Regions from separate parts of the Homo sapiens genome. Here region 2 is linked to region 1. Evidence: chromatin contacts called from ENCODE Hi-C or POLR2A ChIA-PET data. All regions are on one chromosome and are shown on one strand. Each heading gives the region's core, a stretch centred on a gene start or an enhancer-like site at or near the end of the contact. The rest is flanking DNA. Distances are from core to core; before and after follow the strand shown. Region 1 has its middle 45 kb from the start of LINC01094. Region 2 has its middle 26 kb from the start of BMP2K-DT.

The links. Hi-C counts contacts between places; a loop is a spot of excess contacts on that map. ChIA-PET counts read pairs that join two places held with the same protein, here RNA polymerase II (POLR2A). Pooled maps may share reads with other maps.
Region 2: a loop to region 1 is called in a map of heart right ventricle, with 1.8 times the contacts of the local background. The contact joins two enhancer-like sites. A Hi-C loop is called at or near these places in 5 of 168 maps with a recorded cell type or tissue (B cell, cardiac septum, heart left ventricle and 2 more), 3 of 37 single-sample maps with no recorded cell type and 4 of 50 pooled maps. POLR2A ChIA-PET finds 5 or more read pairs at or near these places in 5 of 52 experiments (AG04450, GM12878, OCI-LY7 and 2 more).

What each region holds. Positions count from the first base shown.
Region 1 is chr4:78,687,795-78,694,821 of GRCh38, forward strand. No RefSeq gene overlaps it. Among named protein-coding and RNA genes, the nearest start is that of LINC01094, 45 kb to the left of the region's middle. RefSeq lists cis regulatory regions at 3,773-3,879, 4,045-4,723. Within about 2 kb of position 4,342, at least 2 of the 41 ENCODE cell types and tissues checked have a DNase peak (open chromatin) inside an H3K27ac peak, as active enhancers do; they include B cell, where a contact is called at or near this core.
Region 2 is chr4:78,746,202-78,753,228 of GRCh38, forward strand. No RefSeq gene overlaps it. Among named protein-coding and RNA genes, the nearest start is that of BMP2K-DT, 26 kb to the right of the region's middle. RefSeq lists enhancers at 3,890-4,069, 4,370-4,419. Within about 2 kb of position 3,915, at least 4 of the 41 ENCODE cell types and tissues checked have a DNase peak (open chromatin) inside an H3K27ac peak, as active enhancers do; they include B cell, where a contact is called at or near this core.

The DNA.
Region 1 (7,027 bases), core at 3,092-5,591:
TCCATCTCAAAAAAAAAAAAAAAAAAAAAAAAATTGGCCATGTTCATAGCTTTGGATCAGAGCTACTCAGGAAGAAGGTAAAGTTGGCTTTTATTTGATCTTTGGTAAACAGCCTATTTGCAATACTTGATTTTCATCTCAGTAATACATCCTGGAGGCCTAGTTACGTGGTACATTTTGTAATCTGGTGAGAAGCTCTGCAACAAACCCAAGAGCACTGATAAGTGGCCACTTTAACCCTGTAACCTTTCCTGTACATGATGGATAGTACTGGAAGCCCAGCAAGGTGCTAGAATATGAAAGCACTAGAAAAAATCTGTCATCCGTCTAAACGTACATGGAGGTTTATGCTCAAAAGAAAAGAGTATGTTTCCAAAAGGCAAGTTCAGAGTGTTCATGATAGAACTATTGTTAGCCAAAAACTAGACATTATTCCAACACAAATAGAGAGTAGAATTCTTTAATAAACAGTGGGATTTTCTGGACTATTCATGATGTGAAATACCATTCAGTGATGAGAATGAAAAACCTACTGCTATATCCAATAATATGGATGAATCTCACAAATATTATAATGAGTAAAAAAAGCCAAATACGAAAAACAACAAAATGTAGAATTCTATTTGTACGGAGTTTAAAAACAGGGAAAGTGAATGTTTTATTTTAGGAGTCAGGAGAGTCATTATCCCTGGCAAGGAATGAGGGGTAATAATTAGAAAGCAGCATAACGAGGGCTCCCGAGGTATTGGTAATGCTCTGTTTTGTAATCTGAATGCCAGTCATACAGATGTTCACTTAATGAAGATACTTATTGTCCACATACTTTTCTGTATGTGTCATACTTTTAAAAAATGTATTTAAGCAATGAATTCATTCATCCGTTTATTCACTCATGTGTTAATTCTCCTGAAGACGAACAGAGTTCTCTATTCTAGAACTCTAAAGGTAAGCTAGGCATGTAAGAAAGTCAAAGGCATCATTTCATGCTGTGATTCCACCTTCTGAAAATTCAAACATCCTTCTTGGAGGCAGAGGAAGGAAAACCAAGCAGATCACAGAGCTGGGGACTCCATGAGAATTGGAGGTGGTAAAAAAGAACTTTTGTGCTTATTGAGGTTACTTTGCCTGGCCTGTCCTCCCCTCACCTCTGCCTAATGAAATACTAACCTTCTTCAAGTTCCATTCATGACGACTTCTTCTCAAACAAAAATTACCTTGCCTTCTTCTAAATTTTTAGGACATTTGTCTGTGCTAATCATAGTTTATTCCCATGCATTATAATAATTTCTAGAAAGCAGTGTAATGTTGTGTTTAAAAGCTTGGGCTGCAGAGTCAAGCAGGGTTCAAGACCTTCCATCACTTGCTGTGTGACCTGGAGCAAATTGCTTAATCAGTATGCATTTTTTTCTCTGTTGTAAAATGAAGGTGATAATAGCTGGACCTATCTAATAAGCTGTTATGGAGATGAAAAGAGATAATGGATGTACAGCTGCTGGAAATCAGTAAAATCTCAGGAAATGTTTCCTATTATTTTTACTGAGTACTATCTACTCTAGCAGATAATAGGTTCCTGAAGAACATGGAACATGACTCAGAGAAGTTACAGTGAATAAACTCATTACAGACATCTCAGATTGGCTTGCCTTACATGTAGTCATGTTCTTTTTTCTCATACACTAGCTTAAACTCCTCTAGAACAGGACCTACAACTTATTCATTGTAATATTCCTCACACAGCATAACACTGGGTTTTAGGTTACATAGATGGGTTATAATCTCATTTTATTAATGAGTTGAAGCCACTGAGGAAGTCTTGCCCTTTCTCGTTTAGCGATGCTCAAAGCAAACCAAAGATAACTTCTATAAACTCCCCCTATGAATTCTCTTACTTCTAGGGTGACCAACCATTCTAGTTCATGAAGGGCTGTCCTGGTTTTGGCACTGAAAGTTCCGTGATTCCAGAAACCCCTCAGTCCTAGACAAACCAGACCTGTTGATCCCCCTACCTGCCTCTGTGCCCATATGCTCAGGCTAGCTTGTTTGTTTGTTCATTTGTTTGTTTGTTTGAGATGGAGCCTCACTCTTGTTGCTGGAGTGCAATGGCACGATCTCGGCTCACTGCAACCTCCGCCTCCCAGGTTCAAGTGATTCTCCTGCCTCAGCCTCCTGAGTAGCTGGGATTACAGGCACCTGCCAACACGCCCACCTAATTTTTGTATTTTTAGTAGAGACAGGGTTTCACCATGTTGGCCAGACTGCTCTTGAACTCCTGACCTCAGGCGATCCACGCACCTCTGCCTCCCTGGGATTACAGTCGTGAGCCACCGTGCCCGGCCACTTGTTGTTTTTATTGATGAATCATCCTTGCTCCTATCTAAAGCCAAGTCTTCATTCTGGTTGGCATTTTCTCTACTTATTCAACTACTGGGCTCTTGAAATTCTCCTCCCTCTTTCCTGCATCATCAATCTTTTTCCTTCTACTGAACCACTTCCATTAGCATATAAACACGCTATAATTTTTCCTACTAAAAAATGCTTTAAGAGACCTGGTATGTTGGCTCACACCTGTAATCCCAGCTTTGGGATCCCTATAATCCCAGCCTGTAATCCCTCACTTTGGGAGGCTGAGGTGGGCAGATCTCTTGAGCTCAGGAGTTTGAGACCAGCCTAGGCAACAAAGTGAGACCCTGTCTCAACAAAAAAAATAGCCAGCCATGGTGGCTCATGCCTATAGTCCCAGCTACTCAGGAGGCTGAGGTCGGGGGATGGCTTGAACCTGGGAGGCAGAGGTTGCAGTGAGCTGAGATCATGCCACTGTACTCTAGAGTGAGCTACAGAGCCTGACCAAAAAAAAAAAAAAGCCTTAAAAATTAAAAACATCTGAACTTGTTTCTAGACACAGGTAAAAAATAATAATAATACAAAAATTAAAACAACAACAAAATGTCCCAAGCCTACATCTCCTTCAACCTACCACCCCAATTCTTGGCTCCCCTTTATAACAAAACTCCTTGAATGAATTGTCTATACACAGTCTCCACTTCCAATTCCCCTTTTCTCATTCTTTGTTGAACGACTTCAATCAGGTTTTTATTCCCAACTCTCCACAGAAATAGGTCTTGTCACAATTTGCCAATGATCTGGAATTTTCCTAGGCTATGGAATTATGAGAAATAAACTCCTATTGTAATAAACCATTGTATTTTGTTGTTATTGTTTGAATCACAGAAGTCAATCTTAGCTTAAGTAATAGAACTAAGAACATCCATATTTATGTATCTTTAATTTATATGCCTCTCTGCACTTCACACTTTTATTGCCAACTGTCTACTGTGCAACAAACGGAATGTACAGTAAGCATCTCACACTTAACATGTAAATACTAAACTTTTCATTTCCTCCCCTAAGTAGACTTTTCTGTCAGAAAATGTTTCACCCTTCTTCCTGCTCGGAGCTGAAGCCATGGGGTCATCCCTGATACCTTTCTTGTTCCGATATTCCACATCAAATCCACCAGGAAAGGCAATTATCATCTCTCACCAGATTACTGCTATAGCTTTCTGACTGGTCTTGCTGCTTCCTCCCTGGCCCTGTCATATTCTATTTCCAACACAGAAACCACAACAATCCTCCAAGAATACAGTTCAGTGTAAGCCACTGTTCTGCACAAAACTTCCACCAGGCTTCTCATCTCATTCAGAGTCAAATCCAGAGCCCTTACCTTGACCTACACAGCCAGATGCTTTGTTCTGTTACCTGTCTGATCCCATCTCTGGCTTCCTCTCTCCTCCTTCACTCCCCCAGCCAAGCTGGTCCCTTTGGTCTTTCTTAAACATCACAGCCACTCCCCGCTCAGCGAACTCCACACTCAGGGACCAAGCACTGGCTGTTCCTCCTGCCCAGAAGTCTCTCCCCAAGAGAATGATATGACTCACTTCTACACATTCTCAGTCTCTCCTCAAATTTTAAACTTTTTGTTTTGCATTTTAAATCATTCTTGTATTGATCTAAGAAATACCTTCCATGCAAGAGACACTGTATTGGAAACTTGAAGATGAATATGAAATGTCCTCTGCCCTCAATAAACTGCTAAATAGGACTAGAGAATGGGCTTTCCAGGAAGGTTTCCTAGAAGAAGCAGGCCTGGAACTGAATCTTGAAGAAAATAAAAGAGTTAATTGGGAGTGGGAAGGGAGGGGTGGCAAAGCAAGTACCTCTTAGGGAGAGAGCAATTGAGTATACGTGTGGATATGACAGAGTATGACATATTAGGAGGCTGCAAGATTAGCCTTATCTGTCCCCAGAACCTGGTCATGTGCTACGACATGAGCACTAGAGATAACTCACTGAACCACAGGGGATGGGAGGGAGAGGAAAGAATCACCCTAGAGGCAAGTCTGATGTCAGACTATCTCTAGAGTCGTGCAAGAGAGGAAGCCAAGAGCAGCACACAGATATGCAAACTGCTGGAAACTGCAGAGCACTGCTAGTGACAAGCAGGGACACTCAGATAAGCAACTAGGATGAGAAGCCCATTAGGAAGAAGGAAAGACGGCTCAACATATGAGCAGAATTCAGGAACATGAATTCCTTGGAGATGCAAGATTCAGAGACAATAATACTCTGTTACACTGACAGCCCTCAATGAACCATTTTTTCTGGTATTCATATCCTTGACAATCCTCTCCCTGGAATCTGGTCTGAACCTGTGACTTACTTTAACCCAGTGGTTCTCACAGAGATTTTGTTCTCCAGGGGATATTTGGCAGTGTTTAGAAACACTTTTATTTGACCCAAATGGGGAATGTGGAGAAAGGATGCTACTAGCATTCCTACTGTACTAGTGGGTAGTGGCCAGGGATGCTACTAAACATTCTACAATACACAGTACAGTCCCCCACAACAACAAAAAAATACCTTGCCAAAAATGTCAATAGTGTCAAGGTTGAAAAGCCAATAGAATGCAGCCTAAGCTTTAAGACCTTATGCCTTTAAAAGGACTGAGCTTTCAAAAGCCTAGAAGCTTCCACTTTTGCACTCCTTAAAGGAGGGTAGCCAGACTTTTTACATGCCAGCTCAGGGTTGCATGGAGACACCACATGAGAGGACACGTGGAAAGGAAGCAGTCTTAAGGCTGGGTACATGGAGGAGTGCTGAGAACACAGCTGACGGAAAGAACTAAGGTGCCAGATGTACCATTCCAGGCAAGCTCTTCCGGCCTGTCTCCAACCATTTGAGCCGCCTTTGCTGAAGTGACAGACATGAGCCAAGAAGCTCTCATGGATGTTTCAGCATGCACAGTCATCACAGAGAGCAGGGACAAGTTTTCCCTGCTGAGCCCTGCCCAAATGGAAGAATCATGAGCAAGTAAATAAGATGTTGATTTAAGTCAAGATGTTTTGGAATAGTTTGTTATACAGCAATAGATAGATGAAACAATAGTCAACATAATAGGCATGTTTCTAAGCACATGCTAATGACATCCTTATGAAATAAGATCTGTTATTATCAATGCCACTTTAACTATGAGAAAACTAGTACATGAGTACAGGGAAGTTAAGTATCCACACAGGCTAACACTACTAGGAACAGAGTTTGGATTTGATCGCAGTTAGCGTAACACCAGAGACTGTATCTTAACCATCATGCCATAGATCCTGTCTAGTCATTCATTCATTCAAAAATATATATGGAGAACCTACCATGTGCCAGACACTGTTCCATACATATGGGATATAGCAGGGACCAAAACAGATGAAAATTCCTGGTCTCACAAAATTTAAGTTCTAGTGAATGTAACCACCCCAGGGGCTTATTTTGCCTGCTGCTCAGATAGAGACGATTTATCAAGACAGGGAGATTGCAACAGAGAAAGAGTTGAATATATGAAGAGTGGGCTAAATAGCAGTTTTATTATTACTCGAATCAACCTCCCTGAAAATTCAGAGGCTAGGGTTTTTTAAAGGATAGGTTAGCAGGCAGAGGGTTAGGGAATGGATGCTGCTGAGTGATTGAGTATGCAATCATAGGGGAGTGGAAAACAGCCCTTGTGTGCTGAGTACTCTTCTATGTGGGGGTCACAAGGCCAGTTGAGTCAAGATCCTAGGTCAAAGCAGAGTCGTTCAGGCCACAGCAATGTAAAAGTCTAAAAAGACACTTTAAAAGCCTTTTTTTTTTTTTTCCCCCTCTCTTGAGACAGAGTCTCACACTGTTACTCATGCTGGAGTGCAATGGTGCAATCTTGGCTCACTGCAGCCTTGACCTTCTGGGCTCAAGTGATAAAAAAGGCCAATCTTGGGTTTTTTAATAGTGATGTTATTTACAGGAGTAATTGGGGAAGTTATAAATCTTGTGATTCCAGAACAATGAACGGTTATTTTTTAACTATGCTTACATCTTAGTAGAATTCATGTTCCTCTCATAATCCTAAACTTGCAGACTTTTATTAGTTTTCTAAAGGTGGTTTAGTTTTGGGAAGGGCCATTATCATCCTTGATTTAAGGTTAAACTATAATCTAAATTTCTCCCAAAGTTAGCTTGGCCCATGCCCAGGAATGACCAAGGGCAGTTTGGAGGTTAAAGGTAAGATGGAGTTGGTTAGGTCAGGTCCCTTTAACTGTCATAATTTTCTCACTGTTGACAATTTTTACAAAGGCAGTTTCAATCCTTCCTTTGCATTTCACCATATCTTATTTTTAAGGTGTGATCTATGAAGATGGAAAAAGTCTGATGACCGCTCTAACTTTTTTATGTTGACAGAGGGCAAAGTTGGAATAGGGCTTGGCCTCAGGGTAGGAGGAATGAAGCCACTTTACCGCTGTCTATATGTATTCATGGGTGCCTTATTGGGGTTTTAAGGCTTGCATGACAAACAGGTTAGTATTCTCATCCATAGTTTTAGCACAGCATTTAAGTGAACAGCAGACTGTGAGATAATCAGTTTTAATATAAGGAGTGAAAGTCCTAGCTTTAGACATTCTTGTACAATTGATCTAAAGCCCTAAGTGACCCAAGTGAATAGCCCTGA
Region 2 (7,027 bases), core at 2,665-5,164, 58 kb after region 1:
ATAGTTCTTTAAAACTTACAAATCTTAGAACAAAGATTACGTGCTGTGGAAAAATAAAGCCCAACTTGACCTCAGTGCAAAGGCACAACTCTGCTAACTAGCAACAGACATTGAATAGCAGCAGCCATTCTCATCTTGATCATTGTGTTATTAGTTTTGGCAGATTTGTTGTACCTTATTGCTTATTTTGGAGATTTTTAAAAAACATTAGCTATCATGGCTAGTATGTGCAAAATAGCAAAGATGGGATGTAAGTGCTAGAAAGTACTCGCAAGAGGCATAAGGTGATGAGAGAAATGTTCAAATGGAAAGTCAGCACCAACATAGATATGGACATGGAGCAATTTCCTGCAGATGTATCATATTGTGTATTGTATACATTTCTGTAGTATCGCTTTGGCTTTATGGATAAAACAATGTATGTTATCAGAAGGTAAACCTGTTTAAAAGTTCAGAATAGCTTTTGCATTCTTTTCCTGCATTACACAAGCCTTTCTGCCAAAGAATTTTGGCCTATATGGCAGATTAATAATGGCCACAAATTCTTTGATACTGCCATGAGAGTTGGGCTGTTCCCTCTCAAATTCTCTGACTTACAGAATACACTGGAAGTGACCCTGTGCTAATTTCTAGGCCCAGGCCTTAAGAGCCCAGCTATTTTTATTTCCTGTGTCGTGTAACAATTTCTCTTGGAACCTTGAGCTACCCAGTAAGAAGTCCAACTATCTTGCTAGAGAGAACTACATGGAGTAGGAGAGGGGCCCCACTGAGCCCAGCCTTCCAGTCATCCTGTCAAGGCACCAGGCATGTAGGTGAATCCATCTTGAACCATCTAGACCAGCTCAGTTATCAACATGTTGAGCAGAAGAATCATCCAGCTAAACCCTGCCCAAATGCCTGACTTACAAAACTGTGAGATATAATAAAAGGGTTTTTTTTTAGTCCACTACATTTTGCCATAATTTGTAACACAGATATAGGTAACTTGAACAGCATACATGAATGATGAACAGCAGGAGGCATTTACATGCATTTTACAGCAAATAATTACTTTGTGTTTCTCCCTTTTGTTTTTTGTTTACTTTCAATAAAATATAAATCCCCAGCTTTTGCCACTCTATGCGTAGTCATCTGAAAGTCATGATATTTCACTTTTTAAACTTCATCAAGACATTTCAAAGATTCTTGTTGACTCATAATTGCCAATTAAAAAGTTACTTTTAAAAAAAAAATGTAAAGGCTGTCACAGAACCAGGGTGAACTGGCAGGCAGATCTTAAAAGTATGCAATGAACTAGACAGCTGAATTAAGCAATTAATCTTCATAACCAAACCCAACTTAATTTGCCTTGTTCGATGATTTCCACCCTTAGTTTTAAAGCATACCAGGCATTGCTAATAGCTTCAAGCAATCACAAAATTATCCATAATATTGCAAAAGACCTTTTCTTGCAATCATTCACATTAGAATAAAAATGTAAGGCATGTCAAATAGCAAGAATTTGGGGGGAGGATAAATTGTAACTTCCATGCATATACAAACTTCTTTAGAATGTAGGCTGAGTATCGTGAGAATGGATAATACTTGTTTATATACTTTCTTCGTATTCCCATCTGGTATTCTCATGTATGTAATTCTATGGCAACATTTTATTTTCTCAGGTCAGGGCCAGGAAGTCTGTTGAATTCTATGAACATCTGGCTTATGATCTCATGAGATACACTAGTTAACTCATGGGAAAATTATTTTTTTAACATGAAGCAAAATAACAGTTTATGGTGACAATCCTTTCTTATAAAAATTTCTTTTTAATGTAGCCTGGCATGATGCAGGATTTCTCAAAGAGTTCTGCAGGATACCATTCCTCAGAATATTAAATATGTGTTAATTGGATTAAAAGATGCCTTTGCAAATAAGTTCAGAAAAATTTAGAAAGAAAAATGTTAAACATGTTTCCTTTCTGAAATTTTCTGGGAATCTTGAATGTGCTAAACTCTATGAATCTCTAAGGGACCCCACAATGTGCAGAATCAAACATTGTTGACTGTGGCATCATTTTTGGAAAGACATTTTGTGGGATGAGTGTAGACTAAAACACACTTTGGGAAATACTGGCAGAATAGAAAGAGTCTGGAACTGGGAGCCCAAAGGACTTGGTTATAATCCTGATCTGCCACTTACTGCCTGGGTAAGTTATTCTATTAATCTCAAGATCATCTTAGATAAAATGAGGATAATACATGCACGAACTATTACCCCACAGAATTTTTATGAGAAATAAATCAGAAATTGTGGGTAAGAGTGATTAATCAATGCCTAGCATTCAGCAGGCCCTAGTGACTGAATGCTGGAGGAATGATTATCTTTGTACAATAATGTCTTTAGTTTATTTAAGGTCCTGATGAGAGGCTCACATGCTTATGAAACAGGCGCCAATTTCTGATAAACTTTGCAACCTTTATACTGCTCAGATGAGTCTAGGCCTGGTTTTCCCTGAGGCTTCTCATCATCTTGTGGCAATGACCACCAGGTGTGCTGTATTACCTGCTGAATTGAAGATCAACTTGGTTTTGTTTTTAAACACATCTTACATTTGGGCAACCAATTCCAGGGATTTTAAAATCAGTTTCTCAAGAAAATATTACATGGAGGTAGAACCTATCTTGGAGCAGAGGGCTAGAATCGGAAACTCAGGACAGGGTTTACTTAATCTCTTTGACTTTTTGTTTCCTCACTCATAATTGAAAATAATAATTTCCCCATAGTAATATTATGAGCACTGAATCTGATATTATGTATAGGAAGTACATTGTATTGTGTATCATTAATAAACCATTTTTATGACTATCATCAAAAGAGATCTTTCATAGAATTATATAATATAGTATTAAAATTAAAGAATCTAATATAGATCACCTAGTCAAATGTCCTCCTTTTCTAGAATTAAAAAAAAAAAAATCAGAAGGATGAAGGAATTTAGCCAAAGTCGTATAGTTCTCAGTGGCAAGTCCAGATAGAATATAACGGCTTTTTCCAAATATTCAAAGAAGAAAACATTTGCGCTATATGACCCCAAGGGATCAAATCAGTAGTGAAAGCTAGAGGAAACTATATGAAAATACACATCTAACAATCTCAATCTTAGTGCTCTACTGTTGAAATAGGTTGCCTCGGGGTTGCCACTCACCACCCTTCCCCCACCACCACCACCTATTTAGGTATTAAAGCTGGCTCTAGGGAGATGAAGTAAGCCATATGTACAGGTATCAGTCTCTGGGTTTTGTGAATCGGAAATTAATCATATGCATCATGGTTTGGCCTTGTGGTTGACACATTGCCTGAGACAGTCCCAGACCTATGACAGAGCCAACTCTGGAACTGTATTTTATAGAAATGCAGGAGCCACAATCTCACTGGAAGAAAGGACTTAAAGCTATAATTTCTTAGCACTTTACATAAGATTGAGAAAATGTCAAGTATCCATATCAAAGAATAGAGTTTGAAGGAGATTACAGAGGGACTAAATTCCTTTAACCCACTTGGCATTGCTGTTGGTTATATATAGAAGCTGGGCTCAACTCTGCTGGATAGCTAACCACAATTTCAGAGCCTGTAATTTTCTGTTATCTGTACTGACGCCCTTTTTATTTATGTGGATAATTGAAAGTTGACTATAATTATGAAATCTGACAACCTCAAGACAAACTCATTGAACATCTTTCTTTTAGAAACAATGTGAATTGAGATGTTTTATTCACTAGGCAACCCAATAATATTTGCTCATGGTTAAGAATGTACTATCAATCACGATATCCCAAACAAAAAACACAAGAGAACAAGCCAACAACAACAAAGTTTTCCCTTAGAGACAATTGTAATGAGACAGGACAGGCATTGCCCCAAAAGAGAAGTGAGAGATAATTTGAGGAAGTAAAATAAAGTTTAGTAAAGGCTGGGATATTTCTGTGGAACCTACTAAAAGGGGAACTCCAAGATATGCCTCACATTTGCCCAGATCTAGATCTGAGTTTGCATATTTTGTGATTTCAGAGTATGTTCTGACTAAAACAGCAAACACACTTAATATAAGTGGTTAATGAAGCTACCAGCAAAGTGGGCACATCCTGTCACAGTGCACATAATAATAACAAAGCTAATATTGAGTGCTTACCATGAGCAGGTACTGTACTAAAACGTTTCACATGAGTTAACTTGTTTAATCCTTGTACTAATTATGATATTTGTACTATTCTTAACCCCATTTTCAGGAAACTGAAGTTTAGAGACCTTGACTACTTTCCACAGCTGATAACTGTTAACTTCAGGTTTGAATCAAGGTCTTCTGACTGCAGACCTGTATCTTCCTTATATCTTGTCCACCTACCCTTGGTAGATCTGAAATGGAGTCCAGTCTTGTTGTGTCAGTACTGCTGTCATTGTCCCCAGAGCAGCCCATTGTTTACTATGTAGGGTGACCAGCAATCTGTAGGCCAGCCTTTGGGGCATAATGTGCCTCTTTTGTGTTAATCCTTAGAAAAAACCTACTTAAAAATATGTTCTTTTTCCATTAGAGTCACGACAGGTCAAAGATCTACTGAGGAGGGGATGTGTCTTTACTTGATACTGTAGGCTTTAATCAGGAGAAGTGGCATAAACTTAAGCAAGAAAACCTTTGGGGCCAGGTGCGGTGGCTCATGCCTGTAATCCCAGTACTTTGGGAGGCCGAGGCGGGCGGATCTTGAGGTCAAGGGATAGAGACCATCCTGACCAACATGGTGAAACCCCGTCTCTACTAAAAATAAAAAAATTAGCTGGGTGTGGTGGCATGTACCTGTAGTCCCAGCTACTGGGGAGGCTGAGGCAGGAGAATCGCTTGAACCTGGGAGGCAGAGGTTGCAGTGAGCGGAGATTGGGCCACTGCCCTCTAGCCTGGTGACAGAGCGAGACTCCGTCTCAAAAAACAGAACAAAACGAAACAAAAAAACCTTTGTACCCTGATTTCACTTAATGTTACCTAACACTAAGTGTATTTCACAGGTGCTGCTGAGGAAACCATTCAAAGTCCTAGCCTATCTATGACAGGCCTTAATATCCTAAAGCTAAGAAAGGTAGGGTACAGAGTCAGCCATATACATGTATAAAGCAGGTAGACATTCAGGATGCTGAAAAGGGTACCTGCATCATATTTGTTTTCCCCTAGACTTGCCAACTAGTCTGAAATTTCCACCACTACTATCACTTATTTGGATAAAGCCCCCATATTAGAATATAAACATGTTCTTGAAAAGATGAATACGTTAAGCCATTAATATTCACTACAGACAGTGATGGTTAACACTATAGCTGTAATGTTAGAAAAGGACAGAGCTTTGAGGGAATGAGACCATGATAGGTAAATTTTGAAGAAAAAAAGAAAACTGGAAAGCTCATAACAGTGGTTTTCAAACACAGGCTTGCAGATTAGACAAAGGTATTCATTAATTTTTGGTGAAATAGGAGCAACAGGGAAAATGTAGTAAAATTTCTAATTAAAACTATACATTTAAAATTATAAAATTATAAATTCTGAGATAATGTCCTTCTTTTTGGATGGTATCTTGTCACTTCTGTTATAAGATGATTATGATAGTAGATGAAGGTTGAATTTTTTTAAAAGTCTGTGTTTGACAAAATAAAAAGCTAGCAATTTTTTGTTAATCATTAATGGATATACATGCATTCAATATTCTATTACACCTTCACAGTAACTGTGAGGAATTTTTTGTGATCATGCCTGTTTTATAGATGAGGAATCTCAGGCCTAGAGGATAAATAACTTATCCAAATTGATATAGCTATTAAGTGGCAAAACTGTGACTTGTCCTCCTTACTCACTCCTTTCATTTGGGACAAGGACACTGGGGCCTTTGAGGAAAAGATCAATACTAAAAACAGAAAGAGAAATGTTAGAAAAACCAAAGTACAGAAGATAAATTTCACCTACTTAATTTTAACAAACACTTTCTAGAACTTTGCTGGCAAAAATGTTGTCCCTTATACTTGGCATTTAGAAACTAACATCATAAAATCCTGAAAGTGTTAAGAGCAAAAAAAGTTTTAAAGTTCATTCTCCTTCTTTTCAATAAATGAGAAAACTTACAAGTAGCATCTGACTTAAAATTCTATATTGTTGCATATGACAAGCACTCAGAAATATTTACATAAAGCAAAAGGCATAACACAGCCATTATTGGTAATGTAGAGAAGAAAAAAGCAAAGGAAAATGTAGCCTGATCAGACCAGCTAAGTAACTGCATGAGACAAACTTCAGCCACTTCAGTCATCCATGACAAATGAAGAACAGTAAAACAGGAAAAACCCTTAAAATAGAATTAATTTCAACTCAGTGATATGCACATAGGAAGCATTCAACAAAAAGTCAATTACTGAAATAATAAATGAATGCCTAATTTTATATTGCTCATCATAACATGGGCAACATACATTCTTTCTTGTTCTAGAAATAAACATTTGAAGACCTGGGAAAATGCTTAACCAAGAAAAATCTATTACAAGGCTACACTTTGACTACATGTATTCATCATTAAATACAGGTATAAAATGAAAATGTCCAAATATGCTAATTTAGACATAATACATATAATGACTGAGATTTAAGAACTAGTATCATTTATTTGGCAGTTTTCCAAACTCTCAACATTTGGAAACATTTTCTATTACTGAGTCGTTTTGCCACCAGGGAACCCAACTAACTCCAGAATTATGCTTCCTTCAGGGAGATGGGAAGTTCTCATCAGCCACAACAACCTTGGCAGGTAGCTCTCTTGTGCTTACTCGGAACATATATTTGAGAATTAGAATAAAGACTAAAGGATATGCTCAGCATTTCCAAGTCCTTATGTACCCTGAATTGGCATCTACTATTGACTACGAGGACAATGGGTGAACAGTCAAATTACTTTTGGGGGGTTGAGAGGAGACAGAGACAGAATGGTATTCTGTGGTCTCAGCCATAAGCTTCAGGAAA